2 separate regions of the Homo sapiens genome follow, and region 1 is linked to region 2. The links are chromatin loops, found by intact Hi-C in ENCODE. Cell type or tissue: psoas muscle. All regions are shown on one strand. Links, peaks and the distances in the headings refer to the core of each region. The heading gives the core; the rest is flanking DNA.

Evidence for each region. Hi-C counts contacts between places; a loop is a spot of excess contacts. Peaks named below come from ENCODE experiments on the same cell type or tissue, not always from the same donor. Only the 100,000 strongest peaks of a DNase experiment are listed, where the experiment ranks them.
Region 1: it touches region 2 in a loop (11-fold over the local background); 2 of 110 quality-filtered maps call a loop at or near these places.

What each region holds. Positions count from the first base shown.
Region 1 is chr17:63,845,753-63,853,519 of GRCh38, forward strand. No RefSeq gene overlaps it. Among named protein-coding and RNA genes, the nearest start is that of SMARCD2, 7.0 kb to the left of the region's middle. RefSeq lists a silencer at 6,777-7,071. In psoas muscle, for the core only: a CTCF peak has its summit at 3,544 (motif pointing left); DNase peaks (open chromatin) are centred at 3,179 and 3,499; H3K4me3 peaks cover 1,126 bases; H3K27ac peaks cover 682 bases.
Region 2 is chr17:64,668,338-64,676,104 of GRCh38, forward strand. No RefSeq gene overlaps it. Among named protein-coding and RNA genes, the nearest start is that of SMURF2, 9.9 kb to the left of the region's middle. In psoas muscle, for the core only: no CTCF peak of the experiment used is centred there; no DNase peak of the experiment used is centred there.

The DNA.
Region 1 (7,767 bases), core at 1,427-6,426, 820 kb before region 2:
GGTCCAAAATAATGACCCCAAAAGAAAACTCCATCCTCATTAGAAGTTGCTCCTCATTTCTTCCTCTTCCCAACTTCTGGCACCCACCAATCTGGGTTCTGTCTCTAGATTTATCTATTCTGGATACTTCATATAAATGGAATCATAATAGGTGGGTGTTGGGCATGGCTTCCTTCACTTAGCATAATGTTTTTGAGGTTCATCCATTTTGTAGCATGTATCAGTACTTCCTTTCTTCTTATGGCTGAATAATATTCCATTGTATGTATATAACACAATGTGTTCATCTGTTTGTCTTTGTATTTATTTGTTTATGACAGCATCTCGCTGTGTTGCCCAGGCTGATTTCAAACTCCTTAGCTCAAGTGATCCTCCTGCCTTGGCCTCCCAGAGTGCTAGGATTATAGGCATGAACCACCATGCCTGGCCCTATCCATTTATCTGTTGATGCGCAGTAGGGCTACTTCTACTTCTTGGCTATTCCAAGTAGTGCTGCTATGAATATATATTTGTATTTGAGTACCTGTTTTCAGTTATTTGGGGTATATACTGTGTCTCCCTTGATCCCTGTTGTAACTTAACAAATATGTATGAACAGACAATGTTTGAGTGTAGTGGGAGGGAATGATAAACAATAATATAATATCAGTTAATATCAGATATATCAGATAATATAAACAATGAGTTAACTGTGTTATGATAAAATATCCTTAAGGTGTTAGGGAGCAAATAGAGATATCTGAGGCATGGTAGAGATAAAAGGAAGATTTCCTACACAGTAGGCAGAGAATAGGTAACATTTACTGAGCATTTTCTACGTGAATTAGCTCATTTAATCATCACAACACATAGGAGGTAGATACCATATATGAGGTACACACTATTTTTACCTCTTTTTTTTTTTTTAAAGAGTTGGGGTCTCACTCTGTTGCCCAGGCTAGAGTGCAGTGGCATGATCATAGCTTGACTAATGGGGCCTCAAACTCCTGGGCTCAAGCAATCCTCCAACCTCTAAAAACTCCCGAGTACCTGGGACTACAGACACCAGCCTCTATGCCTGGCTCTATCTCTGTTTGAGAAATCAAAGCATGGAGATCCAGTCACTTGCCCACCCTCACTGTGATGGTGCTAGGATTCATCAAACCTGTTTCTGATCTGGCTCTAGAATCCAGTCTAGGGACTAACCATTACTTACCACCGATTTTTGGTAGCTGTGTGTCTGGTCTGTTATTACTTGCAAAGAAACTGTTAAAACTGAAAAGTGAGGCTGGGCAGGTGACTCATCCAGCACTTTGGGAGCTGAGGTGGGAGGATTGCTTGAGGGGTTCAAGACCAGACCAGGCAACATGGTGAGACCCTGTCTCTACAAGAAAATGAAAAAATTTGCAGAGTGTGATGGTGGGTGCCTGTGGTCCCAGCTACTTGGGAGGCTGAGGCAGGAGGATCACTTAAGCCCAGGAGTTTGAGGCTGCAGTGAGCTCTGATCATGCCACTGCACTCCAGCTAGGGCTACAGAGTGAGATGTTGTGTCTGGAAAACACAAAAACAAAAAACTGAAATGCAAGTGTCATAGACACTCAGAGAAAAAGAAGTTGATTGATAGGCCCTGATTAATCGAAGTTTCCTGGAACACTTTGAAGTGGAGGCAATATTCCCCTGCCTTTGTTCCCTCAGCTTGGAATGTCTGTTTCTCTTCCTCCCTTGATACTTATTCTGCTCAGTGCCCACTTTTCATGGACTTCATTCAACAACTTTTATTGAGCCCTTGTATGGTCCCAGGCTTACAGTTTAGAGGAGGGACTTTCCTATAACCTTGAGGCCCTGTTAACATCTACAGATACTCAAAGAGACTAAATGGAACTAAAAAGTATTTAACAAACTATTTAATAATAAAGTATTTAATACAACCAGAGCCAATGGGACAATTCCCAGCACAGACTCTGGGAATTTTGGCTCCTTGCCCAGCTGCATGAAAGTAGCACCCACCAAGTAGCTTGGAGAAAGGCCCTTGGAGCAAGGTGGCCCAGTGCTTGCCCTAGAGCAGGCCAGCAAAGGAACATTCCTCAGTATGGATGTCCTTCAGGGGGTTGGAATTTCATGAGAAGCAATGTGGATAGTCTGGTCATGGTGGGAAATGTTTACCAAGATGGCAGCACTGGCGGAGCTGTATCAGAGCCTGTCCCAGCTGGAGCACCCCGGCAGCTAAGTGTCCATCTCCCACATGGATGCAGAGTAGGGAGAGGAAGGGACAGTCAGGGCAGCAGAAGGACTGGATGCCAAGATAATGTAGCAGGTGCTGTACGCAGCATTTGAGAAGCATTTATTGAGCAACTTCTATGTGCCAGTCCCTGACATATGCTGGTAAAGAAGATAAATGCATAAACAGGTCATTTCCCCACATGACAACTGCTAAGATAAAAGTATTCACAAGGTACCATGGGGAAACAAGGAGGCCTTTAATGAGGGAAAGGGATTAATGAAGACTTCTTGGAGGAGGTAACAGGTGAGTTAAGCAAAGAAGACACAGTAAGAGTCAAAGGCATGAAGCTGTACAGGATGAGGAGAATCAGAGTGAGAGTTGCCAGATCACTGAATGTAAGGGAGAGCTCCTCTTCTGTGAGCACATTGTGGTCACAGTTCTCAACACACATACTGTCACAGCACAGTCTAGCGGTAAAATGCCTGAAGAGTACAGACTTGCAGTGAGCAGAGATCGCGCCACTGCACTCCAGCAGTGCAGATATCAGCATATAAGAAGTGGGCTTTGGGCCGGGCGCAGTGGCTCATGCCTGTAATCCCAAGACGGATCACCTGAGGTCAGGAGTTTGAGACCAGCCTGACCAACGTGGTGAAACCACGTCTCTACTAAAATTACAAAAATTAGTTGGACGTGGTGGCGCATGCCTGTAGTCCCAGCTACTCGGGAGGCTGAGGCAGGAGAATCGCTTGAACCCAGGAGGCAGAGGTTGCAGTGGGCTGAGATCGTGCCACTGCAGGCCAGCCTGGCGACAGAGCGAGACTCTGTTTCAAAACAAAAAAACAAGACTTTTTGCAAATTATCCATTGTCAAAACTCCGCCAAATACATCTCCCAGCCCGCCAGGGAGCAGCCAGCAGAGGCCGCAAGCTCGGCCAAGCGAGCCGGGATGTCCAAGGCGGGAACGTGGCTTCGCGCGCAACTCTCTGAGACGCGGGCCGGCTCACGTGTCCGGGCCGCACCACGAAAACAACAGCCACAGGGGAGAACAACCTCTTGTTTTCCTCATACAGCCGAGCTTTGCTGCAAACGATCCCTTTCCTTTTGTTTCCACATTGCGTTATTCAGAAGTGGTTATGCGGCGCCAAACACGCGCTTTCTGCCCCACAGGTTTCAGCCTTCCCCACCCTCATCTTCCCCGCGCTCCCCTCCCGTCGTTGTAGCTTCCTGCTCGCCCCTCTCATCTCAGCCAACCCTGCTGAGCTTTCGCGTGGGCGTCACGAGTTTCTAGGCAGATCAGGAAAACCGCTCTCCGGCCGCACCCTCGCGCGCCCCCGCCTGGCGGTGTAGAACAAACGGTCTGAGCGCTTGGCGGGCGACTGAGAGCGGAGCGGGCGAGGCCGAGGAGCGGAGGCTGAAGCCGTGAGGAGCGGCCCGGCGAGGGCGAGGGGCGTGCGAGCGGGCGGCCGCGGCTCGGTGAGGATTTCGGTCGTGTTTTCCTTGGCCGTCGCCGGAAGCCCGGAGAAGCCGGGTGGAACTGCCTTTTGAACGCGTTCTCACGTGTGTTAGGGATCGTCCTCCTGGAAGAGCCTTGATGGCCACGCGGTGTCCTCGCCCCTCTCTCCGCTGGACCCGAGGCCCCTTGCCAGCAAGAGCTGGCCTGGTGTCCGGTATCCACGTGGGGGGCAGTGGCCCTCACACAAGGATTGGTACCCATCTATCTAGTGCGTTGGTTCGTGCATTCACTTGTTCCTTTGTGGTCGTTGAACGCCTGTAACGTTCCAGGTGCTTGGGATCCATGAGTGAATAAAACCAAGGGCCCTGCCTTCCTTGGGACTTACAGTCCAGGGGAGACAGAGCCGCTGATTTCAGGTCTCATCAGTAAGTGACAGGGTGTTAGAGGGCGATAGTGCTGCGGAAGGGAAAGCGGTAGGCATGCGGGGGGTGCTGCGGTGAGGGGCGTGGGCAGGGAGGGCTGGGAAGCCCGAGGTCAGCGCAGGCCACATTACAAAGAGACTGAACTGGATAGAGGAGTGTTTGGGGAGAAGGAAGATAATTCCAGGCTGATGGACGAGAGAGTGCAGAGGCCCAGTGTGACTTGTATTTATAAGGAACAGCGGCCGGGCATGGTGGTTCACGCCTGTAATCCCAGCATTTTGGGAGGTCAAGGTGGGCGGATCACTTGAGGTCAGGGGTTCGAGACCAGCCTGGCCAACACGGTGAAACCCTATCTCTACCAAAACTACAAAAATTAGCCAGGCAAGGTGGTGCGTGCCTGTAATTCCAGCTACTTGGGAGGCTGAGGCAGGAGAATCGCTTGAATCCGGGAGGCGGAGGTTGCAGTGAGCGGAGATGGGGCCATTGCACTCCAGTCTGGGCAACAAGAGCAAACTCCGTCTCAAAAAAAAAAAAAAAAAAAGGAAAGAAAGAAGAGAAAAGATAGAAAACAGCAAGAAACCCTTGAATATGAAAATATGAATGGAAGGCAAGAAAGAAAGAAGGAGGGAGGGAAGGGAGGGAGGGAGGGAAGGAAGGAAGGAGGCAGGGAGGGAAGGGAGAGGGAGAGAGGGAGGGAGGAAGGAAGGAAGGGAGGAGGGAGGGAGGGAGGAAGGAAGGGCAGCAAGAAACCACTGACTATGAATGGAAGGCGAGAATCCCAGACTTGGACGCGAAGTTTAGTTCACACGCGCGGCCAAAGCAATCCAACAGCATGCGTCCCCACCCTCCTCTCACTGCCTACCCCTCTCCTGCAAAAGACCTCCCAGTGACTGGAGTGCAGGCCAAGACTTTCAGACAGTTTAAACCATTTTTTTTTTTTGAGACAGAGTTTCGCTCTGGAATGCAGTGGCGCAGTCTTGGCTCACTGCAACCTCTGCCTCCCAGGTTCAAGCAATTCTCCTGCCTCAGCCTCCTGAGTAGCTGGAATTACAGGCGCCCACCACCACGTCCAGCTAATTTTTGTATTTTTAGTAGAGACAGTGTTTCACCATGTTGGCCAGGCTGGTCTTGAATTCCTGACCTCAGGTAATCTGCCTGCCTCGGCCTCCCAAAGTCCTGGGATTACAGGCATGAGCCACCGCTCCCAGCCTCAGTTTAAATTTCTAATTTGGGATATAATCCACAGAATAAGCAAAAGGAATTCCAAAATAAATTAAAAATAATTTCTCCTTGGGGTTACTGCTTTCTTTCTCCTTAGCAAGATAAATACAAAATTTTGTGTTTCAGAACCTGATCATAATGTGCTATGTGAAAACAAGGATGAAAGATTGGAGCTATGGGGATAGTGGGGTGAGGGCAGGGCATGAAACAACAAAGAACAAAGTATGTGTCTGTATATGGGTATGAAAACAAAAACAACTCGCCCAGGACTGTTTTTTCTTAAGACTCTTTACAGGCATAGAGATAATACTAGTAGCAACTACAAAGAAAAACCGATTAGCTTGGCTTATAGTAATGAGCAATGGGAATTTTTTTTTTTTCGTTTTTTTGCTAAGACTGTAAAAGCAGAACATAGTCTCTGAGATAAACTGACAGCAGTGCAGCCGGGCATGGTGGCTCACGCCTGTAATCCCAGCACTTTGGGAGGCCGAGGTGGGTGGATCATGAGGTCAGGAGATCAAGACAATCCTGGCTAACACAGGGAAACCTCATCTCTCTAAAAATACAAACAAAATTAGCTGGGCGGGGTGGCACATGCCTGTAGTCCCAGCTCCTCAGGAGGCTGAGGCAGAATCGCTTGAACCAGGGAGGTGGAGGTTGCAGTGAGCAGAGATTGCACCACTGCACTCCAGCCTGGGCGACAGAGCAAGACTCTGTCGCAAAAAAAAAAAAAAATTGACAGCAGTGCTAGGCTATGTAGCAGAAGGTAACATCAGGTCAGGTGCAGTGGCTCACACCTGTAATCCCAGCATTTTGGAATGCCTAGATGGGAGGACTGCTTGAACCCAGGAGTCTGAGGCTGCGGTGAGCTATGATCACACCACTGCACTCTAGCCTGGATAACTGAGTGAGACCCCATCTCAGGAAAAAAAAAAAAAAAAAAAGAGGCCGGGCGCGGTGGCTCACACCTGTAATCCCAGCACTTTGGGAGGCCGAGGCAGGCCGTTCACAAGGTCAGGAGATCAAGACCATCCTGGCGAACATCGTGAAACCCCATTCTACTAAAAATACAAAAAATTAGCCGGGTGTGGTGGTGGGCACCTGTAGTCCCAGCTACTTGGGAGGCTGAGGCAGGAGAATGGCGTGAACCCGGGAGGCGGAGCTTGCAGTGAGCGGAGATTGCGCCATTGCACTCCAGCCTGGGCGACAGAGTGAGACTTCGTCTCAAAAAAAAAAAAAAAAAAACCATCAACAACAACAAAAAAAGAACGTAACATCAGCAAGCTACAGAGAAGAGTAAAGCAGGAGTTCTTGGATTAATCTCTAAGAGGAATTGTTTGTGACACTGTGGCCCCATTAAAGCACAAATAATCTGGATTCATGTTATAGATTTAAACATCATAAGACCTACACATTGGAGAGTGTAACTGCTGGATTAGTTCTAACTGGTTCTACTCCGCTAATAATGGGGTATCAAGTTATTTTACCGGCACAGAGCCAAGAAGTTGCAAGTCATTACAGTCAGAACATGTGCAGAAAGGGAGACTTTAACCTCAAATAACCCGGGAACTAAAGTCTTGCCCCTCAACAGAACCAAAAGATTGGGACATGGCTGGAATATGAGCACAGGAACACTTTCAAAAGCAACGGGTCCAAGCCCAGGAACGTCCAGTGATAAGACCCTTTACCATATCTTACCATAAGTGGTACTGTTTGAAGTCCTTCGGATCAAAACCTGTCCTGCCAGCACTTCCACCTATGCCCGTGTCCTCCCTCACACTTAAAATTTGTTCCAGACTCCAGATTGAAGAGACATATTTGAGCCTGTCTTCTTGCTCAGCCACCTTGCAATAAAAAGTCTGGTGCTTCAGTGTTTGGCTTTACATTGCACGTGGACAGACCGACCTGGTTTGGTTCGGTAACAAAGAGGAGAGCTTGCTTTATTTATTTATTTATTTATTTATGACAAGGTCTTCCTCTGTTGCCCAGGCTGGGAGTACAGAGGTGTGGTCATGGCTCACTGCAGCCTCAAACTCTTTGGCTCAAGTGATCCTCCCACCTCAGCCTCACAGGTAGCTAGCACTACAGGTGAGCATAACCACACCTGGCTAATTCTTTAATTTTTTTGTAGAGACAGGGGTCTTGCTATGTTGCCTAGGTTGCTCTCAAACCAGTGGGCTCAAGCAATTCTCCCACTTTGGTGTCCCAAAATGCTGGGATTATAGGCATGAGTCACCGCACCCAGCTTAATTTTTCTTATATGGCTTAAAAGCCAGTTCTAAATTACTTTCAGGCTGGGCATGGTGGCTTATGCCTGTAATCCCAGAACCTTGGGAGGCTTAGGTGTAAGGATCACTGGAGGCCAGTAGTTCAAGATTAGCCTGGACAACATAGTGAGACCCCTGTCTCTACAAAAACATTAATAAAAAAATTATCTGGGTGTGGTGGTGTGTGCTTGTAGTCCCTGCGACT
Region 2 (7,767 bases), core at 1,372-6,371:
CACTTTGGGAGGCCGAGGCAGAGGAATCACTTGAGCCCAGGAGTTTGAAACCAGCCTGAGCAACATGGCAAAACCCCCTATCTACAAAAAATTAGCCAGGAGTGGTGGCATGCACCTATAGACCCAGCTACTCGGAAAGCTGAGATAGAAGGATCACCTGAGTCCACAGAGGTCAAGGTTGCAGTGATCCGAGATCATGCCACTGCATTCCAGTGCCACTGCATTCCATCCTAGGCAGCAGACTGAGACTCTGTCTCGAAAACAAAAAAAAAAGAAAGAAGGCCGGGTGCAGTGGCTCACACCTGTAATCCCAGCACTTTATAATGCTAACTGTAATATTTTGGCAGTTTTTTTTTTTATCAAATTGGGGAAATTCTCTCCATATACCTATTTTATCTCAATTTTATTATGAGTTGGTGTTGAATTTTGTCAAATACTTTTTTTCTGAAATTAATTGACATTCTTTTTTTTTCTTTTTAGCCTTTTAGTATGGTAGACTACATTGATTAGTTTTCAAATATCAATGAGCTATGCATCCTTGGAATAAACCCCACTTTGTCATGTTGTGTAATTCTTATATATTGATTAATTATATTTGCTAATATTTTGTTAAGGATTTTGCATCTTTATTTATGATGTGTATTGGTTGGCAGTTTTCTCCTTTTTTGTGTGTGCTTTCTTTGGTTTTGGTGTCAGAGTAAATACTAACTTCTTAGAATGATTGAGCGATGGTGTTCTCTTCTATTTTCTGAAAGAGTTTAGGCAGAATTGGTGTTAATAATATAATAATTTTTTTTTTTTTAGATGGAGTCTTGCTCTGTCGCCCAGGCTAGAGTGCAGTGGCGTGATCTCGGCTCACTGAAACCTCCGCCTCCCAGGTTCAAGCAATTCTCCTGCCTTAGCCTCCCAAGTAGCTGGGATTACAGGCACATGCCAGCATGCCCAGCTAATTTTTATATTTTCAGTAGAGACGGGGTTTAACCATGTTGGCCAGGATGGTCTCCATCTCTTGACCTTGTGATCCGCCCACCTTTGCCTCCCAAAGTTCTGGAATTACAGGCATGAGCCACCGCGCCCAGCAGTGTTAATTATTTTTATTTATTTATTTATCTATTTTTTATTTTTTTGAGATGGAGTCTTGCTCTATCTCCAGGCTGGAGTGCAGTGGCGCGATCTCAGGTCACTGCAACCTCCGCCTCCAAGGTTCAAGTGATTCCCCTGCCTCAGCCTCCCAAGTAGCTGGGATTACAGGCACACGCCACCACGCCCAGCTAATTTTTTGTATTTTAGTAGAGACGGGGTTTCACCATGTTAGCCAAGATGGTTTCGATCTCCTGACATGATCCGCCCACCTCGGCCTCCCAAAGTGCTGGGATTACAGGTGTGAGCCACTGCACCCGGCTGGTGTTAATTATTTTTTAACTGGTAGAATTCTCTAGTAAAATTATCTGGGTCTGGAGACTTCTTGTTTGTGAATTTTTTAATTACAAATTTAATTTTCTTAATAGTCATAGGGCTGTTCTTATCCATTACATATTGGATGAATTGTGGTAGGTTATTTTCATTTTTTTGAGGAATTGGTCCATTTCATCTAAGTTGTTGAATTTATGTAGAATTAGTTTTAGTATTTCCTAATCATCTCTTTAATGTCTGTAGAATATATATCCCCCATTTCTTCTTCTTCTTCTTTTTTTTTTTTTTTTTTTTTTTTTGAGACGATGTCTCACTCTGTCGCCCAGGCTGGAGTACAGTGGCATAATCTCAGCTCACTGCAACCTCTGCCTCCCAGGTTCAAGCGATTCTCCTGCCTCAGCCTCCTGAGTAGCTGGGGATTACTGGTGCCCGCCACCATGCCCGGCTAATTTTCATATTTTTAGTAGAGACAGGGTTTCACTATGTTGGCTAGGCTGGTCTCAAACTCCTAACCTCAAGTGATCTACCCGCCTCAGCCTCCCAAAGTGCTGGGATTACACGCGTAAGCCACCGCACCAGCCCATTTCATTTTATTTTGTAACATTAGCAATTTGTGTCTTTTTTTCTCCCTGTGAGAGGCTTGCCAATTATTTTATCCTTTTAAAAAATCAAATTTTTGTATTGATTTTATGAATTAGGTTCTATGTTCAGTTTATTTGATATATTCACTTGTCTTTACTATATTCTTTTTTCTTTTTGATTTTTTTCTTCTTTTTCTAGGTTCTTGAAGCAGGAGCTTAGATTATTTATTATTTATTATTAGATTATTTATTTCTAATATATACCTTAATTGCTATAAATTTCCCTCTCAGCTCCCCTTCAGCCATGTCCCACAAATTCTGTATTTTTGCTCTTCTTTGAAACTTCCTCCTTGACCACTGGGTTATTTAGAAGTGTGTTGTTTAATTTCCAAGTGTTTTGATATTTTCCTATCTTTCTGTTACTGATTTCTAGTTTGATTCCATTGTGACCAGACAACAGAGTCTGCATGATTTCAAATATTAAGTGGCTATTTTGTGCAAAGCAATGAACAAGGTCCCTTAGAAGTGCTTCCTTGTACTATAAATATATATGTGAGTGAGGGGTACAGCCTCCGTTAGAAGCTCCCAGCTTCCTTCTGGGGCAATGGGACGCACCTCTCTCCTGCCTCCTGGGCACTCACGCGCTCTCTGGCTCGCTCTCTCTCTCTCTCTCTCTCTGTCTCTTTCTCCCTTTGCTCCCTTTCTCTTTCCCCCATGCCCATACGATGTGAACAATATCAATATCAATGTAATATATCAATGTGAACAATAGCTGCTACCACAATTTAAGAGGGCAGACAGTGGCAAAAAACTTAGCAAATGTACACATTCACATTTGCCTTATTTTTATGGCACATGCTTTGTTCCCAACCACCCAACTAACATAATTTGTAGCCTTGTATTAGGTAATAGAAGTTAGGATTTCAGAACGTCATGGGAGACCTGGGGGAGACTGCTTGTTTTGAAGTTGAAAGCAGTACATTCAAATATGTAAGTGACAGCATAGAAAAATGTATATAGGGTTAACGTGCAGAGGTCTGTATTTAGGTTTTCCTGTAAGTTTAAATCCTGTTGTTTAAAACAAATATTCGGATAAGAATAACACTTTAAAACCATTCAAGGGCTGGGCATGGTGACTCATGCCTGTAATCCTAGCACTTTGGGAGGCCGAGGCAGAGGAATCACTTGAGCCCAGGAGTTTGAAACCAGCCTGAGCAACATGGCAAAACCCCATATCTACAAAAAATTAGCCAGGAGTGGTGGCATGCACCTATAGGCCCAACTACTCAGGAGGCTGAAATAGGAGGATCACCTGAGTCCACGGAGGTCAAGGTTGCAGTGAGCCGTGATCACACTACTGCATTCCAGTGCCACTGCATTCCATTCTAGGCAGCAGACTGAGACTCTGCCTCAAAAACAAAAAAAAAAAAAGAAAGAAGGCCGGGTGCAGTGACTCACACCTGTAATCCCAGCACTTTGGGAGGCCGAGGCAGGCAGATCACTTGAGGTCAGGAGTTCAAGACCAGCCTGGCCAACATGGGGAAACCCCATCGCTACTAAAAATACAAAAATTATCCGGGCATGGTGGCAGGTGCCTGTGCCTGTAATCCCAGCTATTCAGGAGGTTGAGGCAGGAGAATCACTTGAACCCAGGATGCGGAGGTTGCAATGAGCCAAGATCATGCCACTGCACTCCAGCCTGGGCCACAGAACAAGACTCCATCTCAAAAAAAAAAAAAAAAAAAAAAACTACTGGTAATGATTTTTTTTTAAAGCAGGTACATGGATGTTCATCTTGTTTTCCTTGCCATGTTAAATATTATTTGACATTGACTGTAGATTTTTTTTTAAGTAACTAAATGTTTAAAATGAAGTAAATTAGGCCAGATGCGGTGGTTCATGCCTGTAATCCCAGCACTTTGGGAGGCCGAGGCTGGCGGATCACCTGAGGTCGGGAGTTTGAGACCAGCCTGACCAATATGGAGAAACCATGTCTCTACTAAACATACAAAATTAGCTGGGCATGGTGGTGCATGCCTGTAATCCCAGCTACTCTCGAGGCTGAGGCAGGAGAATCAATTGAACCCAGGAGGCAGAGATTGCGGTGAACCGAGATCGAGCCATTGCACTCCAACCTGGGCAACAAGAGTGAAACTCTGTCTCAAAAATAAATAAATAAATAAATAAAAATAAAATAAAATAAAATGAAGTAAAATAAAAGAAAAAATAAAACAGAATAGGGGCCAAGCGTGGTGGCTAACACCTGTAATCTCAGCAATTTGGATGGCCAAGGTGGGAGGATCATGGAGCCCAGGAGGTCAAGGCTGCAGTGAGCCATTATTGTGCCACTGCACTGCAGCCTGGGCAACAAAGTGACAAAACACACGCGCGCACACACACACACACACACACACACACACACACACACACACACACAGAATACTACTAATAAGAAAGTAATTTTGCAGGCCTTTCTTAGGTGAATGGCCTCAACTAGTCCAGGCTCAGATTTCAGAGATGATTGGGTTAGACACCTTTAAAAAAAGAAAAGTGTATATGTTTCTCTTCCCTTGGGGACATGGTTATGTCCCCAAAGGGGGATGTATGTACATTATAATGACAACATGTAGGGAACTACCAAATTAATAGCTGGAACTTGGGAAAGATAAAGCAGAAAATTAACAGATGGGAATCTTATATAAAATCAATTACATGCATTCAGGTGTAAAAGTCTTTGAGAAAAGGAAAATAGCATTGGACATGAAAACAGGACCATTCTTTACACATCAAAATATTATTATGAGATTCATTCAATCACCGTTTTGTTTTGTTTTGAGATAGAGTCTCTCTGTGTCACCCAGGCTAAAGTGCAGTGGCTCGATCTTGGCTCACTGCAAACTCCGCATCCCGGGTTCAAGAGATTCTCCTGCCTCAGCCTCCCAAGTAGCTGAGATTACAGGTGCCTGCCACCACCCCCAGCTAATTTTTGTATTTTTTAGTAGAGACAGGGTTTCTCCACGTTGGCCAGACTAGTCTCGAACTCTTGACCTCAGGTGATCTGCCCACCTCGGCCTCCCCAAGTCCTGGGATTACAAGCATGAGCACCAGCATTTATTAATTTATATGTTCGAGGCACTGTACTAGGCCTTGAAGTTACTGATTACTGAGATGGAAAAATTATAATAATTAAAGGACAGTCTTGTGAAAGAGAATTTTTTTAAGAAAGAAGGAAGAAAGGGAGGGAAAGAGGGAGACAGGGAGGGAAAGGAAAAGAAAGGAGGAAGGGAGGGAGACGGACTCATTAACAACCTGGACTAAATTTCATTAATAATGCTTTTTAACCAATGGCTCCCAAACCCAGGTCATCTGTGGTTGAAAAAGCAGGTTCCTAGCCCCATCCCAGACCTACTGCATCCAAATTTTCTGTGGTCAGGCTGAGAAGTATTTATAAAAGCTCCAGAGGGGACTCTGACAAACAACCAAGTTTGGGAACCGCTATCCCAGCGGTTCTCAAACTTCAGCCTGCATCAGAATCACCAGGAGAACTTGTTAAACAGATTGCTGGGTCCCAGCTCCAGAGTTTCTCAGAGGGACAGTCTAGGGTGGGGCTCTAGAATTGCGTATCTAAGGTCCCAGGTGATGCTGCTCATCAGGGAACCACACTTTAAGAACTGCACTCCTGGCCAGGCGTGGTGGCTCATGCCTGTAATCCCAGCACTTTGGGAGGCCGAGGCGGGCGAATCACTTGAGGTCAGGAGTTCAAGACCAGCCTGGCCAACAGGGTGAAACCCTGTCTCTATTTAAAAAAAATACAAAAATTCACCAGGCATGGTGGCGTGCGCCTATAATCCCAGCTACTCCGGAGGCTGAGGCAGGAGAATTGCTTGAACCTGGGAGGCAGAGGTTGCAGTGAGCTGAGATCATACCAGTGCACCTGCAGCCTGGGGGACAAAGCAAGACTCCATCTCAAAAAAAAAAGGAAGATACTAAGATGCTATGCTGCTGACTTTGAAGGTGAAAGAAAGGGACATGAGTCAAAGAATGTAGGTGGCCTCTATACACTGGAAAAGGCAAGAAACAGATTGTACCCTAGAACCTCCAGAAGGAAGGCAGCCCTGCTGACACCTTGATGTTAGCCCAGTGAGGCCCATTTTCAAACTTCTGACCTCCAGAACTGTAAAGGAAATAAATGTGTGTTGTTCTAAGCCAACAACAACAACAACAAAATGAACTGCACTCTTCTAAATTACAGTATTAAGGAAAGCTAAACTTTCAGCATTAAATGCACCCAATTGCTTTATCACAGCAACTGTGCTTTATCACAGCAACAGTTTTAGATATATTTTTGAGAAAAAAAAATGGGAGAGATAACAATTCTTAGGGAATTCACCCTTTACTCTCTTCCTAAAATGGAAATCTACTTCGAAAGTAAATTGTGCATGCACATGCCTTTGATGGGTATAAAAATTGCAGAAAATCTTTTCAAATCATTTTTATTCCCTTATGACTTCTAATTTATTTTCAGGAGAATTGTTCATGTTTTATCAAATCATTGTTTTAGGTATCTGTCTCAAATATAGTGACACCACCTGTTTTATACCAATAAAATTAATCCTTTCCCATAAATGATATTTAATATAACTGTCCAGTGAAATGCTATAACAGCAACTCATTCAATAGCATTTTCTAAGAAAATGTTTTTTGTTTGTGTGAGACAGGGTCTCACGCTGTTGCCCAGGCTGGAGTGCAGTGGCATGATCACGGGTCACTACAGCCTCAACCTTCCAGGCTCAAGCAATCCTACCTCCTCAGTTTCCTGAGTAGCTGAGACTACAGGCATATGGCAACATACTCCGCTGATTTTTTTTTTTTTTTTTTTTTTTGAGACAGGGCCTCACTATGTTGCCAGGCTGGTCTCAAACTCTTGGGCTCAAGCAGTCCTCCTGCCTTGGCCTCCCACAGCGCTGGGATTATAGGCGTGAGCTACTGCACCCAGCCGACCAAAAGTTTTAAACTTTTTCATTAATGTATTTTACTAATCACTTAAAGGTGTATTCTTTATGATAGCATCCGAGACCATAAGTGAAAATCTACACATGGTTATCAGAATATTTCAAAGCTTTTGTTTAAAACATTTTTCTGTTTTCCAGGGCTAATGTCAAAATTTGATGTGACTCTGCAAGAAAATGCTTACCATCTGTGGTTGGTATTTTTCTTCTGCTCCAGCCATTAATATATATTTTTACATACAAAAGTTGTTTCCAGTAATAAAAAATCTGTCTGAGGTAAGGTTATATTAATATTTGTACTCCTGCAAAGCTATTTTTGTAGTGTAAATTTCAAATTTAATACAGCTTATCCACCATAGAAGAGGCTAACATCAAGTGCTCAGCAATTTATACCACTGCTTAAAAGTTAACTTTCTTTCACTTTGAAAATATCACTAATTTGGCCAGGTGCGGTGGCGTATGCCTGTAATCCCAGCATTTTGGGAGGCCGAGGTGAGTAGATTGCTTGAGGCCAGGAGTTTGAGACCAGCCTGGCCAACATGGTGAAACCCCATCTCTACTAAAAATACAAAAATTAGCCAGGTGTGGTGGCAGGCACCTGTAATCCCAGCTACTCTGGAGGCTGAGGCAGGAGAATCGCTTGAACCTGGGAGGCGGAGGCTGCAGTGAGCCAAGACTGTACCACTGCACTCCAGCCTGGATAACAGAGTGAGACTTCATCACACACACACACACACACACACACAAAGAAAGAAATGAAAATG